Linked DNA regions of Homo sapiens: region 1 is linked to region 2. The links are chromatin contacts, found by Hi-C or POLR2A ChIA-PET in ENCODE. All regions are on one chromosome and are shown on one strand. The core of a region is the stretch at or near the end of the contact, and the rest is flanking DNA. Distances in the headings are between cores, read along the strand shown. Region 1 holds the start of IL18R1 (interleukin 18 receptor 1). Region 2 has its middle 44 kb from the start of IL1R1.

What was found. Hi-C counts contacts between places; a loop is a spot of excess contacts on that map. ChIA-PET counts read pairs that join two places held with the same protein, here RNA polymerase II (POLR2A). Pooled maps may share reads with other maps.
Region 1: a map with no recorded cell type shows a loop between it and region 2 (4-fold over the local background). The contact joins the promoter of IL18R1 here to the enhancer-like site in region 2. A Hi-C loop is called at or near these places in 1 of 168 maps with a recorded cell type or tissue (GM12878), 3 of 37 single-sample maps with no recorded cell type and 12 of 50 pooled maps. POLR2A ChIA-PET finds 5 or more read pairs at or near these places in 1 of 52 experiments (activated CD4-positive, alpha-beta T cell).

The regions. Positions count from the first base shown.
Region 1 is chr2:102,353,549-102,358,300 of GRCh38, reverse strand. IL18R1 (interleukin 18 receptor 1) reads right to left here and starts at 2,505. Exons shown (of 11, transcript NM_003855.5): 1 at 1,901-2,505. RefSeq lists silencers at 2,451-2,510, 2,531-2,640 and an enhancer at 2,235-2,736.
Region 2 is chr2:102,096,982-102,101,465 of GRCh38, reverse strand. It overlaps a transcript of IL1R1 not described here. Among named protein-coding and RNA genes, the nearest start is that of IL1R1, 44 kb to the left of the region's middle. Within about 2 kb of position 1,430, at least 5 of the 41 ENCODE cell types and tissues checked have a DNase peak (open chromatin) inside an H3K27ac peak, as active enhancers do.

The DNA.
Region 1 (4,752 bases), core at 1,256-3,755, 260 kb before region 2:
TGGCTCTGCCCAGTTGCCCTTGTTTATGGGTCCCACCCTGAGAAACTGACCTTTCTCTAAAAGTAATTCACAGAAACACATAATGTACAGGGAAAGAGCCATTTCAAAGCTCTTTCTAATGAGGAACCTGAGATTTGAGGAAGTGAAATGGCCAGCCTCAGATTACAGCTATTCACAAGGACACACATGAATCAATGTAGATGCCTCAATATAAATCACTCATTAGCAACACATACAATCGAGCAACTCCTGAGACAAAATGCCTGGATGAAAATCATAACACCAGTTTTTTTTTAATATAATTTTTCTTCTACAGTGTTCCATGCATAGTCGTTTTACTCAGCCTGTGAGATGATAAAACAACCAAATGCAAAGAGGAGAAAATGATCTTGGGGCATAACATACACACACACACACACGCTTAAACTCTAACAAACAAAATAATTTGTGTGGAATCTGGCTTCTCATCTGTAAGGCCAAGAAAATCAATGCCACCTCATAGTCCTTGTCACACAAGTGTCTGTTGTTAGCCTTATGCTTCCCCCCAAATCTGCCTATGCCTGTGCTACCTGGGCCACCCTCCCCACTTATCCCAGATGCCAGGTCCCTAGAGTCCTTTCAACTTGGCTCAGTATTTGCCTTCTCAAGGAAGCTCTCCAACTGCAACAGCCCCAAATGGCACATGCCTATGTCCAAGCCCGTCTCCATCACTCTGCAGGTGTTTCCATCACTCCTGGACTAGCTCCCACTCTCTGGTGAGGTCCCTGAAGGCAGGGACCCTGCCTTTTCTTTTTTTTCTTTTTTTTTTTTGAGATAGAGTCTCACTCTGTCGCCCAGGCTGGAGTGCAGTGGCACAATCTCTGCTCACTGCAACCTCTGCCTCCCAGGTTCAAGGGATTCTCCTGCCTCAGCCTCCCGAGTAGCTGGGATTACAGATGCATGCCACCATGCCTGGCTAATTTTCTGTATTTTTAGTAGAGACGGGGTTTCACCATGTTAGCCAGGATGGTCTCGATCTCCTGACCTCATGATCCGCCCACCTCAGCCTCCCAAGTGCTGGGATTTAGACCCTGCCTTTTCAATCCACATTCCTAGGCCTTAGCCTTAGTTCTCAGCCTTTGGATGTATATTTGTGCAGGGAGAGGGAAAACACTGTCCCCAGAACCTGCACAAACCCAATTCCCCAAATTTACCCCTCCTAGCCCATCCAAGGCCCTGAGGTTGAGAGGTGTGCTCCCAATAGCAGCACTGTGTATGACACAAAATCAGTATTTGCAAAGGGTCTTGAGAATGAAGCAAGGGAAGTCAGTGAAATGAATACAATAATCTTGGATCTCTGTATCTGGCTGCAATTGACACCTCATTAATTTGTCTGATAACTGCGATGCAAGGTGCTGGGCATTTTAACTTCCCAAGGCTGGGCAGAAAAAAGACAAAGGCTCTGGAATCAGAAAAACTGTAGGTGTGGATCTGGGATCTACTACTTAGTAGCTGGATACTCTTGGGTAAATGACGGAATTCCTCCTCCCTTTTATTAAAGCATAATAATAGTTCCTATTTCATGTGGCCCTTAGGAGGATTAAGTGAAAATAAGATATCTAAAAATTTTCTACAGTGTCAGGCACACAGTAAGCACTTAAAAAATGACAACTATTGTTATCATTTATTTCAGTCGTTCTCACCTCTCCAGAAAATAATTGGGGATGTCTTAATTTCTAAAACTATACTTTCAGAGAAAGACAGGATGCTGTCTCATCAATTATTCACACGTATTCACACACACACTATCTCTCTCTCTCTCTTAATTGATCTTGTTTTGAGAATCCCTCCCCGGATGGTGGTCTTCCCTTCCTCTGGGGGGTGGGGAGGGGATGCGGGTGGCAGCGGAGCCCACCCTTACCTTCAGAGAGGCGTCCCCGAGGCTGGGGCGGGGGCGGCAGCTCCTCCTTCACGCCAGGTCGCGACTGCGGAGGCCAAGTTCAGAAAGTAGGTGAGAAGCAGCGATCTCCGCCTCCTGACTACCGTGGAAAGTGAAAGAGAGGTGTGATTAAAGAGATAAGGCACCCAGAGAGGGCTACAAAAAAAAAAAAAAAGAAGAAGAAGGAAAAAAAGTAGGAACAGAAAGAAGAATGTCAGGCGTCTGGCAGCTCCTGGCTGCTAACCCCGGCCGGTGGAGGCTGCAGGTGGGCACTGCCCGCGGTCGGGCGAAGCTCCGGGTCCGGGAGTGTAGCGGTCTGGGGCGCTCTCAGTCTGGGGCGCTCCCTGGCGTAGAATCCTCCCTGACTCGGAGGTCCCGGTCTGGGGACCCTCCGGTCCGGGTGCTCCTCGCAGCCGTGCTCCAGGACCGGCTCCTCCACCCAGACGCCCCGCGTGGAGTTACCGGAGCTACTGGATCGCGGGGTCCAAAGGTTGCTGCTGGAAAACCCAGCGCCTTGCCCTTTTCCCGCGGACGGCGTGGGCCCCAGGCGTCTGGCGCTTCCTGCCCAGCCGCGCGGCGCGGGTCCCGGGAAAACCCGGGCTGTAGCCGGGTGACCTGCGGGGCCGGAAGGGGGCGCGCCCGGGCCGCTCGCAAGCACCCTGCAGGCCGCGGTTCACAGCAGAGGATGCCAGGAGGGAGGACCGCTGGCCGCAGCGGCCGCCCGGCTCTTCAGAGGAAGAGGAGGGGAGGGCTGAGGGTGGAAGAGGGGTCCCCGGGGGATGCCGAAGGTGAGAGGGGCTCCGCGTCTCAAGTACACAAATGCGCCCCAGGCTTTTTGCTTTCCCAGAAGGATGGGAGTTCACTATAGGGAAGTAATAGAGAGGGGTGCAATTGTTGAAGTTTTAATTTTTTTTAAGGAGGCCAAAGGGGAATGTGTGTTTCTAGATTTTTATTTTGTGGCAGAACTGTTATTTAACCAAAGGAAAAGGGAAACCCATAGCCGACAGGCAAAATGTTCAATTGGACAATGATTTTAATTCTTTTTACCCAATTTAGATAATTCACCACATAATAAATAAAAATATGTAATTATCTCAATAAATGCAAATAAAAGCATCTGGCAAAATTCAACACCCTTTCTGAATTAATAACGATCAGAAAACCGAGAGTAGAAATGATCTTTCTTAATCTGATAAAGAACATCTATAAGAAACCTACAGGTGACCTCATAATAGTGAAACATTTTACTTTTTCCTAAGATTAGTAATGAGATAAGGATTTTGGCTCCCACCTGGGACAACTGCTTTGCAACAAGTGAAGAAATAAAAATAAAATTAGAAAGCATAAAGATTGAGAAGAAAGAATTAAAACTACTGGTTTTAACAGAGAGCATAATTATATGTAGACCAACTTTTGAAATCTACAAAAAAAAAAACTACTGGAAATATTAAGTTTATCAAGATCATGGAATATAAAAATCAATAGCAATTCTATATATTAGAGATGGAAACTTGAAAAGTGAAGTTTGTTAAAAATGCCATTTACCATAGCATTTAAAAATCAAAATACCAAAGTATAAATTCATTGGATAATATATGAGATATCTCCTGTGAAAACTACAAAATATTGCTAACAGAGATGAAACATCTAAGTAATAAAGGGATATACCACGTTTACGGATTGGAAGACTTAAGACATCTATTCTCCACACTGTATATTTTTAGACTCTATATATTACAGAATCTATATATTTAATACAATTCAATCCAAATCCCAGGAAAATTTTTCAAAGAAATTAAGAAGCTGTTTCTAAAATTCATATGAAAATGCAAATAATCTAGGATTGTCCGGACAGAGACGGAGTTTTGCTCTTCTTGCCCAGGCTGGAGTGAGTGCAATGACGCGATCTCGGCTCACTGCAACCTCCGCCTCCCGGGTTCAAGCGATTCTCCTGCCTCAGCCGCCCGAGTAGCTGGGATTACAGGCATGCACTATCACGCCTGGCTACTTTTGTATTTTTAGTAGAGACAGGGTTTCTCCGTGTTGGTCAGGCTGGTTTTGAACTCTCGACCTCAGGTGATCCACCCATTTCAGCCTCCCAAAGTGTTGAAATTACAGGGGTGAGCCACCTGCCCGGCCTGTCTGGGCAATCTTGACAAAGATGAACAAAGTTGAGAGACTTATACTGACTTGAGGATTTATAATAAGGCAATAGTAATTATGGCAATGTGATATTCACAGAAACATACAAACATACAAAATAGAAAGTAGACTAATAGATCCACACATATCTAGTCAATTGATTTTTTTAACAAAGCACCATGTCAATTCAGTGGGGAAAAAACAGTCTTTCACAAACATTGCTGGAACAGCTGGGTACCTCTACAGAAGAAGCAGCAGCAGAAAAAAGAACTTTGTCCTTGCCTTGTTCTATATACAAGTATCAATTCACAATAGACCATGGACCTAAACATAAAAGCTAGAACCGTAAATATTTCATAAAAATACAGAGAAGACCCTTGAACAGGCAAAAAATAAATAAATAAATCATGCTCTTGGACAGGCAAAAAAAAAAAATTCTTAGCTAGGACACAAAAAAAAATAGCCATTTGGGACACATTGATTAATTGGACATCACCAAAATTAAAAATGTCTACTAAACAAAGACATCACTTAAAAATGAATAGATAACCCTGGAAATATTCTCACTTTACATCTATCTGGCAAAGAACTTGCATCCACAATACATAAATAATTCCTACACATCAACAATATAAAAAGAAATACAATTTAAATAAGGCAAAATATTTTGCCTTCACTAAAAAATATATACG
Region 2 (4,484 bases), core at 181-2,680:
AATCTAACCTTGGCTCCCCCTCAACATGCTATGGGTCATTAAGAGAGGGCAGGAGACTTCTGCTTTCCTAAGTCCAGCAATTCTATAATTAGAGAGACACCAACCTGGACGCCAGCAGACCTGGGTTAAAGAGCTAAGCTTCAACTTCATCTATGTATCTTTGGGAAAATCACTTCATCTCACTGGATCTCAGTTTCTACATCTGAAAAAACAAAACAAAACAGTATAGTCTAAACTCTTGGGACACAAAGTGTGGCCCATAAGCCAAGAGCATCACCAAGGAGCACGATGGAAATGCAGAACATTAGGGCCCACCCCAGAACCACTGAATTCAAATCTATATTTGACTAAGCTTTCTGGGTGACTTGTGTGGACAGTAACACAGGGAGTGCTAATTGACCTGATCTCCAAAATGCTTTCCAGTGTGACACATTCTGTTAGTTTAACCTTTGTCTCTTTACACTAGAGAATTAACCATGCCATCCCCGATGGCCACTGGTAACCTTTGTGGTCAGGCCCTAAGGATCTGACTTGAGTGCCTGGCTGCTTATCATACTCCTATTCCAGGCAATGATACATGAACAATTCGTATCATCCCCATGACTCTTCCAGACCGCACTGTGTCCAGCTTTCTATCAAACCTCCGGGGAGAATGCCATCCCTTAATTCTTCATACCTCCAGACAGACAGCTTCCACACCCATTACTGAGTTTAAGGGATTTTGCAAGCACAGATGAAGGAATGGGAAAGATTCTAGATGAATGATTACAGGGATAGTCTTTCAGCACTTAAGGAAGCCACGATCACCAAGAGAAAGCATGAAATGACTAAAAACAGGCCAGGTCTGGTGAAGCTCATGCAATCTTTTGTTTGATGAGGTTGTTAGATGGTGAGATTACCACAGTTAAATGCTGTGAACTTAGTGAATCAGAATTTCATGTAAGTATCTGCAAACATCTGTCTTGTGAGCAAAACAAAGAATATGGTTAGTAGAGTTGGATACATGTATAAACACCCATACTCAATGGTAAATGAGTCAATTAGAAGAGTATGCTCTACTGGAAAGCCTCAGGCTCAGTTCCAGGTATTTGGTTCCATCCTGGCTCTCAGGTGTGGAGCTGACCTCTCCTCCCAGAAAAGAGGCAGCCAGGCTGGGCATGGACATGGTCATGGCACTCTTCAATTGTGGAGAGTACAGAGCAGAGGAATGCAGGAAAGGAGGGAGGGTAGAAAGAAGGAATACATTTTCCAAAGGAAGCAAATACAAGTTTAGAAAGCAGAACTGGACACTGAAGCCAAAAAAATTTATCAAATTGGCATTGGCCAAAAGAACCCGACGATGTGCAGATGGTGTGTGGTAATATTCCTGGAGGCCTTGAATGCAGGAAAGGAGAATGCCTCGAGGCCAAGCCAGGGGTTGGGGAGGGAGCTGGGAGGTGCAGAACAGGTTTCTACAGCAGAAGGGCAGAGCAGGCAAGCTTACCACATTCTGGGAGTCCTGGAGTTAAAATGAACTGTGAATTCACTGAGAGAGCAAATCAGGGTCCCAAAAGACGCCATTAAGATAGAACCATAGGCCAAATCTAACATAGTGAGACTTAACACAGACAAATCTAAAATCCCATTCTTAGTTCCCTAACCTCATATTGTTAAGTACAGGACAGGGCATATGAAAAAGCAAAGCACTGGTGGAAAACAAAACCAAACAAATGCCAGAGTCTTGACTGACTAAGACGTCCACAGTGAATGATGTGTGGTAGGAGGCTGTAGTTGCCCTGGTGGAAGTGTACCTTCTGATACAAAGGAGGTCATCACTGGAGAATGCCCTCAGACACGCTCTTGTCATGGCATGCAGAGAAAACAATAACAAAGGCTGTTCATGGCCGAAGAAGACCAGCTAGGCTCTCCCACAGGCCCTTAGACTAAGAGGATTGATATCTGTACACCTGGTAGCCACCAGACCATGCTAGGAGCCATGGTACCCTAACCCAGAGATGGAACGAAGGCCATGGGATAGACGTCCAGGAGGCCAATGTGAAAAAGATCTTCATAACAATAGATTAAGCACTCAGCAATGCAGAGACAGTGTTTGCCCCATCCCTGGAAGAACTCAAACAAAGGCCACTGGATGGGTACGAACATCCAATGGAAACTGCTTCTACCATCTCTTCTAGGCCCTCTAATTTTGGGTTCTTTGTTTTGCCCTCATGACAAATCAATGTTATAAACAGGGCAGTTTCTCACTATTCACATTTTGAAATAGGAAACCAAGCCTACTATGGGAAAACCAAGACTAGGATTTGGATCTACAGACTTTGTTTAACTCCTTTTTCTTCTCTTTTACTCTATCACAATGCCTCGATGTATATTTCTGTGAACTTTGGGCGCGGTGCCTTTTTTAGTTATTTTAGTGAATAAGGAAGTTATTGTGTTTAATAAGGTAAGATGATGTCTTACTGGTATTCATTATATGTCAGGTTCTAAGTATGAGTCACAACCCAATAAATGCATCTGACTTATTGTGCAGTTAAACGTTAGGTGAAACTGTATTGTCTTCAACAGCTCTCTGATACAAATCAACAAGCATCACTAAATCTGCAGGAAGATTCCAAAGGTTCTCATTAGTACAAATTTTAAAAATACTTTTGTTGTAAACAATATAGCCACAGCACAGAAGATATGGGACATAAAGAATAGATGGAAAATTAATTCATGATCTTGCCACCTAACCCCCTTTAGCATTAAGCAACATTCCCACCTACTCTTTTTTTTCCTATGTACATACATCTTTGTAATCTCTTTTGACTTAACAAATAGTTTTTATGCTATTATATGGCTTTCATAATCATACTTTCACTGCAGTGTACTATGCAATTAAATAGGGATTTGATGAAACACAACTTATTCCAGAATTCTTGACTGTCGAATATGACCCAGCTTCTCAACAGTAAAAAGCAAGCATTTTTTGTTGGTTTACCATGTGGACAGGTCATATTATCTTCAAATAATAATAGCTCTGTTCATTTTATTACAGTGCTTTTTACTTTTGTTATTTTCTTATCTTGCTGCATTGGCCAGCAACTCCAGCAAAACATTAAATAAACTAATTCATAATAGTAATTCTTGTATTGCTCCTGATTTAAAGAGAACCAGTGTTTTATAGAGTACAAGATTTACTTCTAGGTTTTTAGTAGACATCATTTATCAGGTTAAGAATGACCTCCTCTCTTCCTGGTTTCCCAAGAGAGTATCAAGAATAGATATTGGATATTATGAAAAACTATTTTTGCATCTATTAATAACAGTTTTTCCCTTACTCTATATATGATATATAATATTAATAGATTGCCTGAGATTAAGCCATCTTTATATTTCTGGTATAATCGTAACACGGTCATGGATTCTCATCTTTTTAAAATCTCCACGGGTTATACACTGATAATTTTATTTCATTTTAAGATTTGTGCCTCTAAGTTGAAATATGATTTTATTTTCTTATACTGGGATTTTCTAGTTTTGGTGTCAATGGTATTCCAGCTTCATATAATATATTAGAATGTGTTTCTTTTAATTTTTATCCTCTAAAAATTTTGTATAAGATTGACATTATCTATTGCTTGAATATTTGGTAGAACTCACTCAAATATCATTTAGGTAAAACATTTTCTTTGTAGAAACTATACTATTTTCTTTATACAAACTATTCTTTGTAGGATAGTTATAATATGAATCAAATATTTAATATTATATGAGACTATTCAGATTTTTTTATTTTTTCTTTAGTCAATTTTGATACATTATGTTTTTCTTGGAATTTGTTTTTTTATCTAAAATTTCAAATGTTTTGGCTTAAAGTCACTCTTGGTATTCTCTTATCTTTAAATATTGCCATGTCCATAGTTATACATCCCTGTTCATTCCTAATATTTTATAGTCTTTTTTCTTTCATCAATATTTCTAGATGAGGGACTTGTACAAGCAGATATCAAAACTTATTACAAAGCTTTAGCAATTAAGAGATTATTGCAAGGATATACAAATAGACCAGGAACAGAATAGAGGAAACAGAAAGAGGTCCACACTTAGATGATATGGTACAGACAATTAATGTTCATTAAATATGTATATATGCTCCCCAAATTTGACACCCTCCCTTGTTTATGGTTGGGACCAAGCCACTAGTCCAGGGCAGTTAAGAGCTCATGTGAGTTTCCATCATCCCTATCTTTCTCTTATATGTGAAGCTATGAAAGAAAATAATTCCTAGCTTGTAGGGTTGCAGGAAGGAAGCAGCCCCGATCCCCGATAAAGTCACCATTCTAAAAGAACCACGAAAAAGAGCCAATGACCAACTTTAGACTTAACAACTGTGAGACGTAAACTTTTGTTGTGCTAAGTCACTGAGATTTCAAGCTTTGCAACTTCATTGTAATATTTCCTATCCTGACAAATACTTATGGAAAGTTAGTACATGACAGAGGTGG